Linked DNA regions of Homo sapiens: all the other regions are linked to region 3. The links are chromatin contacts, found by Hi-C or POLR2A ChIA-PET in ENCODE. All regions are on one chromosome and are shown on one strand. The core of a region is the stretch at or near the end of the contact, and the rest is flanking DNA. Distances in the headings are between cores, read along the strand shown. Region 1 overlaps AHDC1 (AT-hook DNA binding motif containing 1). Region 2 overlaps AHDC1 (AT-hook DNA binding motif containing 1). Region 3 holds the start of STX12 (syntaxin 12). Region 4 overlaps EYA3 (EYA transcriptional coactivator and phosphatase 3).

Region 1 (2,700 bases), core at 116-2,615, 200 kb after region 3:
CAGCAGAGGGCCCGGCCTGGCGGGCCGGGGGCCAGGAAAAAGCCGAAAACACCGAGGCCGGGCCGCTCCCCTCCCGCTCAAAATAGCCCCCGGTCGGGGCTGCCACGCATTCCGCCGGGCCCGGGGCGCGGGAAGGGGCGGCCGGCTTGGCCCCCGCCCGGCCAGACGTGGCTACCCGGCCGGGTTGGACCGGGTGGGGGCCGAGGGCGGGCCGCGCGGCCGGCCGGCATGTGGCTCTCCTTCGGGGAGCCTTGGCAGCCCGGGCTGCGCGCTGCGCGGGGATGATGGAGAGCTTCTGGAATTTCCTGCAGCTGGAGAGCGCGGCCGGCCGGGGGAGCGAGCTAAGCGCGCAGCTCGGGCAGGGGCGCCTGGCGCCCGACCCTAGGGGGCGCCTCCGCGGCGAGGGTGGTGGGGGGAGACCTCGCCGCCCGGCCCCAGACTGCGGGAGTGGAGAGAGCACCCCTCGCCTCCTCGGCCTCTCTTTTCGGGTCTGGCGGGGGTCCAGTCCCGCCCCTCCCGGCTTGCGCGGCGGAGAAGGGCCAGGTGCAGGCAACGCCCCTCCCCCAGCCGCCTGGTTTCCCTCTCCGCCCGTCACCTCCTCCAGGAGCCAGAAACTCTGTGGCCTCATCTGGGAGGGGGGCGGAGGTGGCAGGGATCAGTGGGCAGCTTAGCCTGCCAGGTAGCCCCAGAGGCGGCGGCGGCGGCGGGAAAACTCGGAGGCGGGCTCTTCGGGCCCTGAGAAGTGCTGGGCCTGCGGACTGGAGCTTCTTGCTCCAGCCAGAGGAATCTGAGGGCTGCTAGGAGGGAGGCAAGGCAGTCTTCTCCCAGCATGCAGCACCCCCGCCCCGCCTCCCAACTGCGGAGCCGATGTGGGGGCAGATGTGCTGGGAAAATCCTGGATAATTTTCCCGACGGCGACAGTAGCTTTCTTTGAGAGCATTTCTGCACCTTGCAGGCCCCAGAGTCCAGAGAAGGGCCCCGGGATGGGAGGGGCTTCATTTTACAAGAGCCCTGAGAATCCAGGAGTAGGTATGTGACCTCTCAGGGCTCACTCTTGGCACTATGGCTTGGGGAAGGAAAGAGGTCTACCCTGCCCTTTGTTGGGCAGGGGAAGGGACGCTTTCCCACAACTTTGTTCCCTTCCAGCACCATTTGGTGCTCTGTAAACTGATGAACCTTTTGGCAACTCAGCAGGCATCTTCCCCATCTGATGGTGGACCCTTCTCCCCCTGCCAGTGGCCCTTGTTCAGTTCTGTTTCCTGCCCCCACCTAGCATACTCTCACCATGGTAAACAAAAGCAGTCGGGATAGGCACGCTTCACCTATGCCACAGTTGCCACTCGCTGGCTGTGTGACCTTGAACAAGTCCTTTTACTCCTGAGTTTCCCTTTCCTCACGTGAAAAACTAGATAACACTAGATAGGCCATGGCCTTGTGGTGGGGCTCAAAGTTACACAACATTTCAATCAGTTAGCATAGCATCTGCACATAGTAAGGGTGGGAAATGAAGGGCACCCGTGTGACATCCAGCCCCATCCTGAGGAATAGAGGTAGCCCCCAAAACATTTGAATTCCCTTCCCCTGCACCAAGCCTGTGAGATTTCACTTCCCAAGGTCTCTGTCACACTAGTCTCCTCACAGTGCTCCTTTTGCCTTCCACTGGGGGTGGGGCGGGGGCTGGCAGAGAGCTCCAGGCTGGCTCCCCAGGGGATGGTCCAGGCAGGCTGTGAGGCTGGTGGAATTCTGCTTTCCTCTTCCTCTCATCTCCTTGCTGACCTTTCACTCCATCACTGCCAGATACCCAGATTCAAATTCAGATGCCTCGGGGTTCCTCCTTAGCCCAGGATGTTGGGCCTGGGCCTGTGTCAACTCCCAACCTCTCCTATCCCCAGTTCTCCCTGTTTCCTGTTTGATTGGCCTTCCATGTCCACTGGGAAAGACCCTGGTGTACTGGAAGGAGCTCAAGGCCCCATTTGTTGTCTGTGTGAACTTGAGCAAATTACCCTACCTCTTGTGAGCCTCAGTTTGCTTTTCTGCAAAATGGAGTTGAAATAAAAACTACCTGGCAGAACACCTCTTTACTCATGCATCGCAGAGGCTTCCTGGCAGAGATCTACGTAAATAATAAAAGGCAGGGATGCCCTGGACCACAGAGGGAACTTGCATTCAAGGCCAGGTATAGGGAACTTTGTAACCTTCCCTTGCCTTTGGTTTGGGGAGACAGCTCTCTGGGGCGCTGGGATAGGAAGTGGAGCAGGAATGAGCATCCACCAGCTCTTTTTGGCAAAGCCTGGATCCCACCAAATTTATGTGGCCCAGATTCCAGGGCTGCGAGGTGCTCATGTCTTTGGATGCACTGTTGGGCAGTTCTCATAAACTCTCTAGGACTACAGATTCCCCTCCCAACTAGTCGGTTCCACCTCCCTCTGCCTCAGAAAAGCCTTTCTGGGCTAACTGTACCCTACTCCCCAGTGTCTTTACCACACATAGAGGGCTCCCACTGGGGAACTATGAAAGAAAAGGGCAACCAGGAGTTCGGCTGTGTGACGTTAGGCAGGCTGCTTCCCCTCTCTGGGCCTTGGTTTCCTTCCTCCTGCATAGCGAAGGAGGTTGGATTAGTGGCTCCCTAAGGCACCTTCTAGCTCTGACAGGCTCCAAGCCTGTGTTGACTGATGTGTCCTAGGAGATAGGCGCACACAG
Region 2 (2,700 bases), core at 127-2,626, 220 kb after region 3:
CCCTGGAGATGCTGATGAAGACAGGCCTTTCCTGCTGAGCCCAGCCTATCTTCGCAGCCTGCTCAGGTAACAGTGTGCAGGGAAGTCAGGCTTGGGCCTGGGCCACCCCCAGGAAGTGGGGATCAGGGGAACTTGCCTCCCAGTCCCAACAGGGATCCCCTCCCAGCTTAGGTCAAAAAGAGCTTCTTTACAGAATCAAAACATATTAACCCAACATTTACTCAAACTCCCCATTATCCAGAAAGGGGAACTGAGGCTCATGGATATACAGTGAGTCCTACCTCCTAGCCTGAGGACTCTTCCCTGCGCCTTGATGACCTGAGAGAACTGGGAGGAGAAAGGGGTTGTGACAATGACCAGGACTCAGGGCAGAGGTGGAAACCAGAGTGCCTGATGTGTGCAGCTGCTGACCCCCCCAGGACACCTCTCTACCGGAGTCTGTGGAAGCAGAGAACTGGGAGGCCAAGGTGAGGTGCTGGGAGGGCCTGGGTAGCCCAGGTATGCTAAGGTGCCCTTGCAGGACAGGGAGGGGGCGGGGGCAGTGGCAGGACCCACCTCCCTACTCCTGGCCCAGGTTAGCCCACCCAGGCTCAGGAGCTGCAGAGCCAGGTGAAGCTGCCCTGCCCTGCAGAGGCAACTCCCTGAACTGACACATGAAGCCTGCGGCTCCAGGAAGCTCCCTAGAGCTGAGCCTGCCTGGGGACCCCACCCTACTTCCAAAGGAGCATTCCTGGGGCCTGAGGTCTGGGGGTGGAGTCTCCTGGGATTGTAAGGGTGGGGAGGTACAGCTGTGGGAGGATGCGAGGCTGTGTGTATCCGAATGTAAATGTACAGGGCACTCAAGCTTGTGTGCAAGCAGGTGTGTGTGGAAGGCTCTGTCCTTCCGTGCACATGGGGTAATATACAAGAGTTGTGTAAGTGGACTGGGCTGGGGAGCGTTCAAGGGCTGTGTATGTGGTACCCGGAAGTATGAATATGCAGGATTCTGGGTGTGTACTGGGCAGGTGTGGGGATACTGTGTGTGCCACACTGGATGTCATGTGTGCAAGGGTGCTAGTGTACACTGGAGAGATGTGTGTATAGACAAGATCTGAATACACTGCGATGGTACGGTGTATGCACACGGGGATCTGTGTGTACACTGGCTAAGTGTGTGCTCAGGGTTCTGGGTGCACAGTGGGAGTGATGTGCACATGTGGCTCCATTTGTGCTTTGGAGGTGGGTTGGGCAAGCCTTGAGCTGAGCTGGGCTCAGCAGTGCCCAGCCTTGTGGCCAAATTGCTGAAGTCACTTCCTTTCCAGCAGCAACTTTCCAGGAGGAGGAGTTCTTCAGACCTGGGCGGGGAGCGGGGGGGCGTGGAACAAGGAGCTCTCTGGGGAAGGAGGTGGGCGGGGGTGAGAGGCTGCAGGGAAGGCCTAGTGGGGCTGGAGGAGGGGAGTCCTCCGGGAGACAGAAGGAAAGACAAGGACGGGAGTCTGGAAGGGCCAAGGGCAGGAGGGGAGGGGGGCGGAGCAGGGCGGGAAGCTTAGTCCCTGGGTGACCTCGGAGGGAGGAAGGGAGGGCCGCCGGCAGGGTGACCCTCGGGTCCAGCCAGAGCTGGCGGTGGCGCCCACACACCTGGCACCCAGGGCAGGGGGCTGGCAGGGGGCGGTTCTGGGGCAGACCTGCTTGCCAGGTGCCCTGTTCCAGGGAGGAAGGGGGTGGGCGAGGGTTGCACAAAGGAGCTCTGTGTGGCTGGGGGTAGGGTGGGGTGGGGTGTGCACTGCTGTGCTGTGCTGTGGGGGGGCCCTGATGGCCCCAGGGGGCGGGGCAGGGCCAGCTCCCCTTGGGGGCATCAGTGGCTCCAAGGGGACACCTAGTGGCGAGGGAGAGTAGTGCATCTAGTTGGATGGCTGTTGGTGGGAGGTGGTGACTAGAAGCTGAGAGGAGGATAGATTAGAAGTCAAAAATTAGAACTGATGGTTGGGACTAGGACCGTTGTAGGAGGCTGCAGGGGAGGGCGCTGAATCTCTGGACACCAAAGAAGTTTGATTTACAGAAGCCCAACCTAAATTCAGACACCAGCTTAATTGAATGAGATGGCTGTTTGTTCTTAAGGGCATAACTTAACCTCTCTGTGCCTCTATTTAAATGATGCCAAATGAGTGACAGCTGCCATTATTATTGCCATCATTGTTATTTGTATTATGATATTGTGCCTGGGATCAGGTTGAAAGAAGATATTCAGGTGTTACTGTGTGGGCAGGTAGGCGGCTGAAGGGAAGGAGGTGGACAGAGGTGATGACTAGTCCCTGAGGGACAGATCCTGAGAGATAAGGCCCCTGGAGGAAAAGGGAGGTGATGGGAAGGTCTCAGAGCAGCAGTAATGGCCCCTTTGATGCAGTGTTTTCCATTTGAGGACATCCCAGGGCCTTCGAACCAGGCTGGGAGGGAAATGGTGGGGGAGGAGGAGTGTGCAAGCTGGAGAGAGGGTCATGAGGCCGGAAGTGAGAGCTGGGGCTGGCAGCCTGGCTCCCCTGGGGAGGCAGTGGGTGGGGGAGGGGAAGGAGGGCTGGGGAAGGGGTGGGGTGGTCACAGCCACAGCCGGGGAGGGTGGGGCTGGGGACTCAAGGATGTGGGCTGGCGCTTCCCGGCACTGTGCACAGCAGGTTGGGGCCCCCAGCCCCCTCCCAACCAGCTGGTGTCCCTATGGGCAAGCTC
Region 3 (2,700 bases), core at 161-2,660:
CCAGCACTTTGGGAGGCTAAAGTGGGAGAAGTGCTTGTGCCCAGGGGTTTGAGACCAGCCTGGCCAACATAGCAAGACTTCATCTCTACAAAAAAGAAAAATTTTTAAAAGTTTAAAAACGAAAGCAAAGTGACACTCTTTAAAATATAGAATATAATTGTAATTCAGGACTAACTAGTTCTACCTATTAACAGAGTACGCCAAGCTCACAAAACAATAATAAACAACAAGGATGATGACCACCATTCTTTCCAAGTAAAGCTGCTGCTGATCTCCTGTTTATAAGGCTCCAAGATGATTTTCAAGCACAAGAAACACCCTGTATTTGACTCATTCAGCTACAGTTTCACTCAGACCCTAATGGGGAGGAGGGAGTTTTAAGACAAGCAATAGCATTCTGAATTCCACCAACAACTCTACCATGCCTTACTTGCTATGTGGTTGTGGCTAAGTGTCTTAGCTTCCCTGTGTACCAGATTTGTTCAAGAGCAGCTAAGTAGGGAAGGAAAACAAAAGCCTCATCTGCCTGAAATCCAAAAATACACCCCAATTATTTGTTACAAAAGACAAAATAATGTAAATTGAAATGCTGTTGGTGAATTCTCTTTATTAAAATGAAGTCATCCCACCTTTCAAATACCAGTCATTGTGTCTGATTTCCGAATTCATTACAGGAAGAACTGTGTATGAAGTCACCCAAACACATGCACTCTCCACTTCCCTTAATTGAAAGTTGCTGATTTCCGAGGAGCCAGGGGCTGAGCAGAATGTAAACCTAAAGGCTAAATCAGTAAACAACCCCATCCAAACTGGTCTAAGAGGAAAGCGAGGTGGGTGGGGAGGAAGGTGGGTGACAGGAGAAACTCGGCTGACCACTGCGCCAAGTCAACGCACTCACAGCTCTCGAGGTGACACACACTCCCCTTCCCACCCTCGGGCTGTCAAGTCGGCTGTTTTGGTCCCAGCACCGTGGGGGCAGAACTCCAGAGAAGCAGCTCAAGCTTCAGCTGGGGCCGGGGACCCTCGGGCAACCCGGGCCTGACAGATTGGGGGATGGCAGCCCACCGCCCCCAGGGTGGACAGCCCGAGACAGCCCCAGGTGTGGCCTCGGCCGTAGCCCCAGCCGGGCCCTGCGTCCCGGCAGCCTCACCCAGGCCTGTCCCCGGGACAGCTCCCGCCCCCCAGCTCGGTACCCCGGCTCACTGGCTTGGCTGATCCGCTGGATGTTGCCGCTGCACGTCTGGATGATGCTGCTGAAGTCCCGGAGCTGGGGCCCCGAGGGCCCCGGGTTCCGGTACATGTCTAAGGGACCGTATGACATGACGAGGAGCTGAGACCTGCTCGCTCTACACCGCTCTCCTACCGGAAGCAGCCGCCAGCCGGGACCCGCAGGCTGACGGAGAAACTGGGAAGAGCAAGGGCGGGGAAGGAGCTAAGGCTGCGTGCGCACTAGCCCCGCCCTCACGCGGCGCGCACGCGTCCTCCCCGCCCCGGTCCAAAGTGCGCAGGCGCCGCTGGGACTGGAGCTGGGACTGGAGCTGGGACTGTAGCTTAGAGACAGGACTCCCCGAGGCTTGGGGATGCAGGGCGGGGAGATGACGTCACCTAGTTGGGGCTGAGATTGGATGAGCTTGGGTGGAGGTGTTGTTTCTCGCCAGGGCACAGTGACAAGAGGCAAGAATTTTCGATTTGCATAAAACTGTACCAGATGATCTCAGCCCTTACATCCTATTCTGTTCTGAGAATTCAGGCCCAAATATGGGAGAATTCAACGTTGAAACTCAGACCCGGAACCAAATCGTAACCCGAAATTCCTCTCTACTTCCATCCCCAGGGCTTTGGTAGTGTTTGGGGTTTCCAAACCACTTTCATTTCTCCCTCCACCCCTCTTCTAATCTAAACAATAAAATAATGTTTATTGAGCACATACTATGTGAATCCTCACCGCAATTCACTTGTTCATAAGATTTTTCACAGCAGGGGACGATGCTCTATCTATATTTTTATCATTAGAATAGATAACGGAGAGTCGGTTTTTTAAATGTTGAAGTAAAGTAATTCATCAAAGTAAGCATTATTATTTTCCCTCTTACCGATGAGAAAATTAAGACCAGCGAGGTTAGTTCGCCTTGCTGAAATTTGACTGCAAAACCCAAACGCTAAGCTGACTCTCTCCTCACCTCGCTACTTCTCTAAAATTCATTCTCGTCTAAATCTCTCCCAAATAGCTCGTTCATCTATATCCCAAGCCGGGATATCTTGGAGAACTAGATTCCTAAAATTTAAAAATCGTTCCCTTAAGTAATTTGGAATGCATGACCTCAATGTTCCCACAGAAAACTGCATTTTTGTAAGCCTATGTTAAAAGGAAAGACATAGGATTTTGGTTTGGGAGGAGATCAAGATAGTGAGAAGTGAAGGGGAACTGGCTGCGTTTCCTGTGTTCTACACCCCACCCCACCCCACCCCAGCCTGCTTTGTAGTCTTTGGAAAATGCAAAGACAGAAAGCTGCTTGCCTGGATGAAAGGAGACCCAAAGTGAATGAGCCTGTATATGGCCTTAGGATTTTTTCTTTATTTTATTTTTTTTGAGACAGGGTCCCGCTCTGTCACGCAGGTTGGAGTGCAGTGGCGCGATCTCTGCTCACTGCATCCTCCTTCTCCTGGGCTCAGGAGGTCCTACCACCTAACCTCTGAGTA
Region 4 (2,700 bases), core at 124-2,623, 220 kb before region 3:
CATTAGTGAAAAAGATGCCTTATCCCAAGTCAACCTCTAAGGAATGCTGGTGCTTGAATTGTTTCTACCTTTCATTCCCTCTCTCATTTCAGTCCTTTCTTTGATAGAAGTAATAAGTGTGAGATAGAGAACTAATGAAAGATAGACTCTGACATACAGAGATTAAGGAAGAAGATCCTTAAAGCCATTGGCCTTATTTATCAGATACCAAGAACCCAACCAAATAGCACTCAAACAAAAACTTTATGCTGTATAAATTTTAATTTTTATTATCTTCTCTCCTTGCAGCAACTACAGTTTCTCAACAGATGGTTTCAGTGGCTCAGGAGGTAGTGGCAGCCATGGTTCATCTGTGGGTGTTCAGGGAGGTGTGGACTGGATGAGGAAACTAGCTTTCCGCTACCGGAAAGTGAGAGAAATCTATGATAAGCATAAAAGCAACGTGGGTGGTAAGTGTGGCATATAACCAGTCTGATTCTCTGTTTCTTCCTGGTTTCCTCCTTTTCTTTCCAGGGATTCCTTAGATTCCCCATGACAACTGCTTATAAATTATGCCACAGTTATATGTTAAACTCTGTATTTAAAAAAATAGAGGTTTGGTTGAAACCTTTTGGGAGGAAGCTCTATATTTCTAACGGGCTTCTCTAAGCATAATTTTGGAAAGTTCTCTTGTTGTCTTTGGACAAATGCCTTTTTAAAGGAAACATGTTCTGTAGATTATGTTTGATGACATGTATCACAACTGCTGTCAACGCTAGTTAATAGGGTGCCACATTTTTTTTTTTGGCTGGTTTATATAACTATCAGGACAAGTTAAGTAGAACTAGCTAGTAACTTTTCGTGGACAGAAATCTAGGTCCAGGATTGTAGGTTGGTAGTATCAATGTGTTGTGATTTAAAGAATCTTGGAAATTCTTTCTGACCAGAAATATTTCAAATGCCAGATGCCACTAAGCCTAAAATTCTATTATTTAGAATTAATTAATCATAGATTGTTTGAATTAAAAGAGACAGAAGTCTAATCTGAATTCCTCATTTTACAGTTGAGAAAAGTGATGTCCATCATAGGGGTAGTGGGGGCAGCTTATTCATGGTCACATTGCAAATTTGTAACCATACCATGTTTGAAATTCACATTCCCTAACTTTTTGGTCCAGTGCACTTTCATGCAGCTCCTTTTATAGTGAGGTACTCTTTTGAGAAAATATTTAAAACTGTAAACCATCACCATCAAAGATACAAATACATACAAAATGTTGCTCAAAGATTCAGGGATTACATAGCCTGCCTAGAGCAGGGGTCCCCAATTCCCGGGCCTCAGACTGATACCAGTCAGCGGCCTGTTAGCAACCAGGCAGCACAGCCACATAGCAGGAAGTGAGCAGGCCGGCAAGTGAGTATTACTGCCTGAGCTCCACTTCCTGTCAGATCAGTGGCGGCATTAGATTCTCATAGGAGTACAAACCCTATTGTGAACTGCACATGCAAGGGATCTAGTTGCATGTTCCTTATGAAAATCTAACTAATGCCTGATGATCTGAGGTGGAACAATTTCATCTCGAAACCTCTCGCCCCCCACCCAGGTCCATGGAAAAATTGTCCTCTACGAAACTGGTCCCTGGTGCTGAAAAGGTTGAGGACTGCTGGCCTAGAGGTATTTTACTCAAGGTCAAGAGCCCTTGTACTATACTATGCTGCCTTACAATATGGCGCAGAAAGTAGGAACAAGACTTTACAGATCAATTTGGTTCATTTCAGTTACAGCTCTCTAATACCAGATAAAAATCATGGGCTTCCAGACTTCAGGAATCTAATTTACTTTTTTCAGATTCCCCTTTTTGTTGCTTATTTCTTCTCATGATTCAAAGCCAGTATTTTTTATTTTGGTAACTCCACATCTTTTTGCATTTTCTTTCTCACAAACATTAGCCTTTCTTTTGTTAGTTTTCATATACAGCCTGAGTCTCTTTATCTTTTCCCTGCCCAATGCCTGGACCTGGTTTCCTGAACAAAGCGATGTAACCCTGTGTGAGAATCCTCTGAGCCTACTTTGGAGAATAGATTAAAATTAATGGCCAGCTGTATGTTTTGTACAATATGAATTGATGAAAGCGCCACATCATGTATTAGTTGAGTATATCATATATAGGTACTGGTTTTGTTGTCGTTTTGTTTTATCCAAAATGTTAAGAGTCATCTAATTCTAGGCTTACATTGTGGAACCATCAATCTGAAAACAAATTATACTCCAGTTCTCCTCCTCACAAAAATGCCATCTGCTTTTATGGAGTATTACTAATAGAATACAGGATTTTTTTTTAACCTTCACTGTAGAAAATTCAGATCCAGATTTACTGCTTGAATATTTTAACTGAAGTGTCTGAGAGCAGGCTCCCATCATATGAGCTCTCTTTTGTGCTTAGATATCTAGTCTTGGGTAGTGTTTTAGTGTCTTATCAGTTGGAGTTGTTTCAGAAGTACAGTATGGAGAATTAGTCATTCAACCTGGAATTTCATGTCAACATGTTCTGAAGCAAGTGGACAAGTAGTCACCATGGAAGTTCTGTGGAGTAGTGGAAAGACTTCTTAAGACCAAAAGCTGCAAACTTACTGTGTAATCTTAGGGCCCTTTTTTTCATTGGGTTTCGTTTCTTTACAGAGAGATTAGAAATGCTAAGGACTCTTCTAGCTGTAACACTA

What was found. A loop is a pair of places that touch in the nucleus more often than their neighbours do. ChIA-PET counts read pairs that join two places held with the same protein, here RNA polymerase II (POLR2A). Pooled maps may share reads with other maps.
Region 1: POLR2A ChIA-PET joins it to region 3 with 12 read pairs in AG04449. The contact joins the enhancer-like site here to the promoter of STX12 in region 3. A Hi-C loop is called at or near these places in 3 of 37 single-sample maps with no recorded cell type and 9 of 50 pooled maps. POLR2A ChIA-PET finds 5 or more read pairs at or near these places in 7 of 52 experiments (AG04449, GM12878, MCF 10A and 4 more).
Region 2: a pooled map shows a loop between it and region 3 (4-fold over the local background). The contact joins the enhancer-like site here to the promoter of STX12 in region 3. A Hi-C loop is called at or near these places in 3 of 37 single-sample maps with no recorded cell type and 9 of 50 pooled maps. POLR2A ChIA-PET finds 5 or more read pairs at or near these places in 3 of 52 experiments (PC-9, activated CD4-positive, alpha-beta T cell and naive thymus-derived CD4-positive, alpha-beta T cell).
Region 4: a loop to region 3 is called in a pooled map, with 2.5 times the contacts of the local background. The contact joins the enhancer-like site here to the promoter of STX12 in region 3. A Hi-C loop is called at or near these places in 3 of 50 pooled maps. POLR2A ChIA-PET finds 5 or more read pairs at or near these places in 8 of 52 experiments (GM12878, HEK293, K562 and 4 more).

What each region holds. Positions count from the first base shown.
Region 1 is chr1:27,573,181-27,575,880 of GRCh38, reverse strand. All of the region lies in intron 3 of AHDC1 (AT-hook DNA binding motif containing 1), which reads left to right. Among named protein-coding and RNA genes, the nearest start is that of AHDC1, 30 kb to the left of the region's middle. Within about 2 kb of position 1,365, at least 7 of the 41 ENCODE cell types and tissues checked have a DNase peak (open chromatin) inside an H3K27ac peak, as active enhancers do.
Region 2 is chr1:27,556,072-27,558,771 of GRCh38, reverse strand. AHDC1 (AT-hook DNA binding motif containing 1) reads left to right here. Exons shown (of 9, transcript NM_001371928.1): 4 at 1-66; 5 at 242-467. Among named protein-coding and RNA genes, the nearest start is that of AHDC1, 47 kb to the left of the region's middle. RefSeq lists an enhancer at 1,201-1,290. Within about 2 kb of position 1,376, at least 32 of the 41 ENCODE cell types and tissues checked have a DNase peak (open chromatin) inside an H3K27ac peak, as active enhancers do; they include PC-9, where a contact is called at or near this core.
Region 3 is chr1:27,771,929-27,774,628 of GRCh38, reverse strand. It overlaps STX12 (syntaxin 12), which reads right to left and starts at 1,410. Exons shown (of 9, transcript NM_177424.3): 1 at 1,204-1,410. The coding sequence starts at 1,321. RefSeq lists enhancers at 573-1,073, 1,271-1,420, 1,074-1,574, 1,541-1,690 and a silencer at 951-1,160.
Region 4 is chr1:27,991,149-27,993,848 of GRCh38, reverse strand. EYA3 (EYA transcriptional coactivator and phosphatase 3) reads left to right here. Exons shown (of 18, transcript NM_001990.4): 14 at 289-449. Among named protein-coding and RNA genes, the nearest start is that of XKR8, 33 kb to the right of the region's middle. Within about 2 kb of position 1,373, at least 8 of the 41 ENCODE cell types and tissues checked have a DNase peak (open chromatin) inside an H3K27ac peak, as active enhancers do.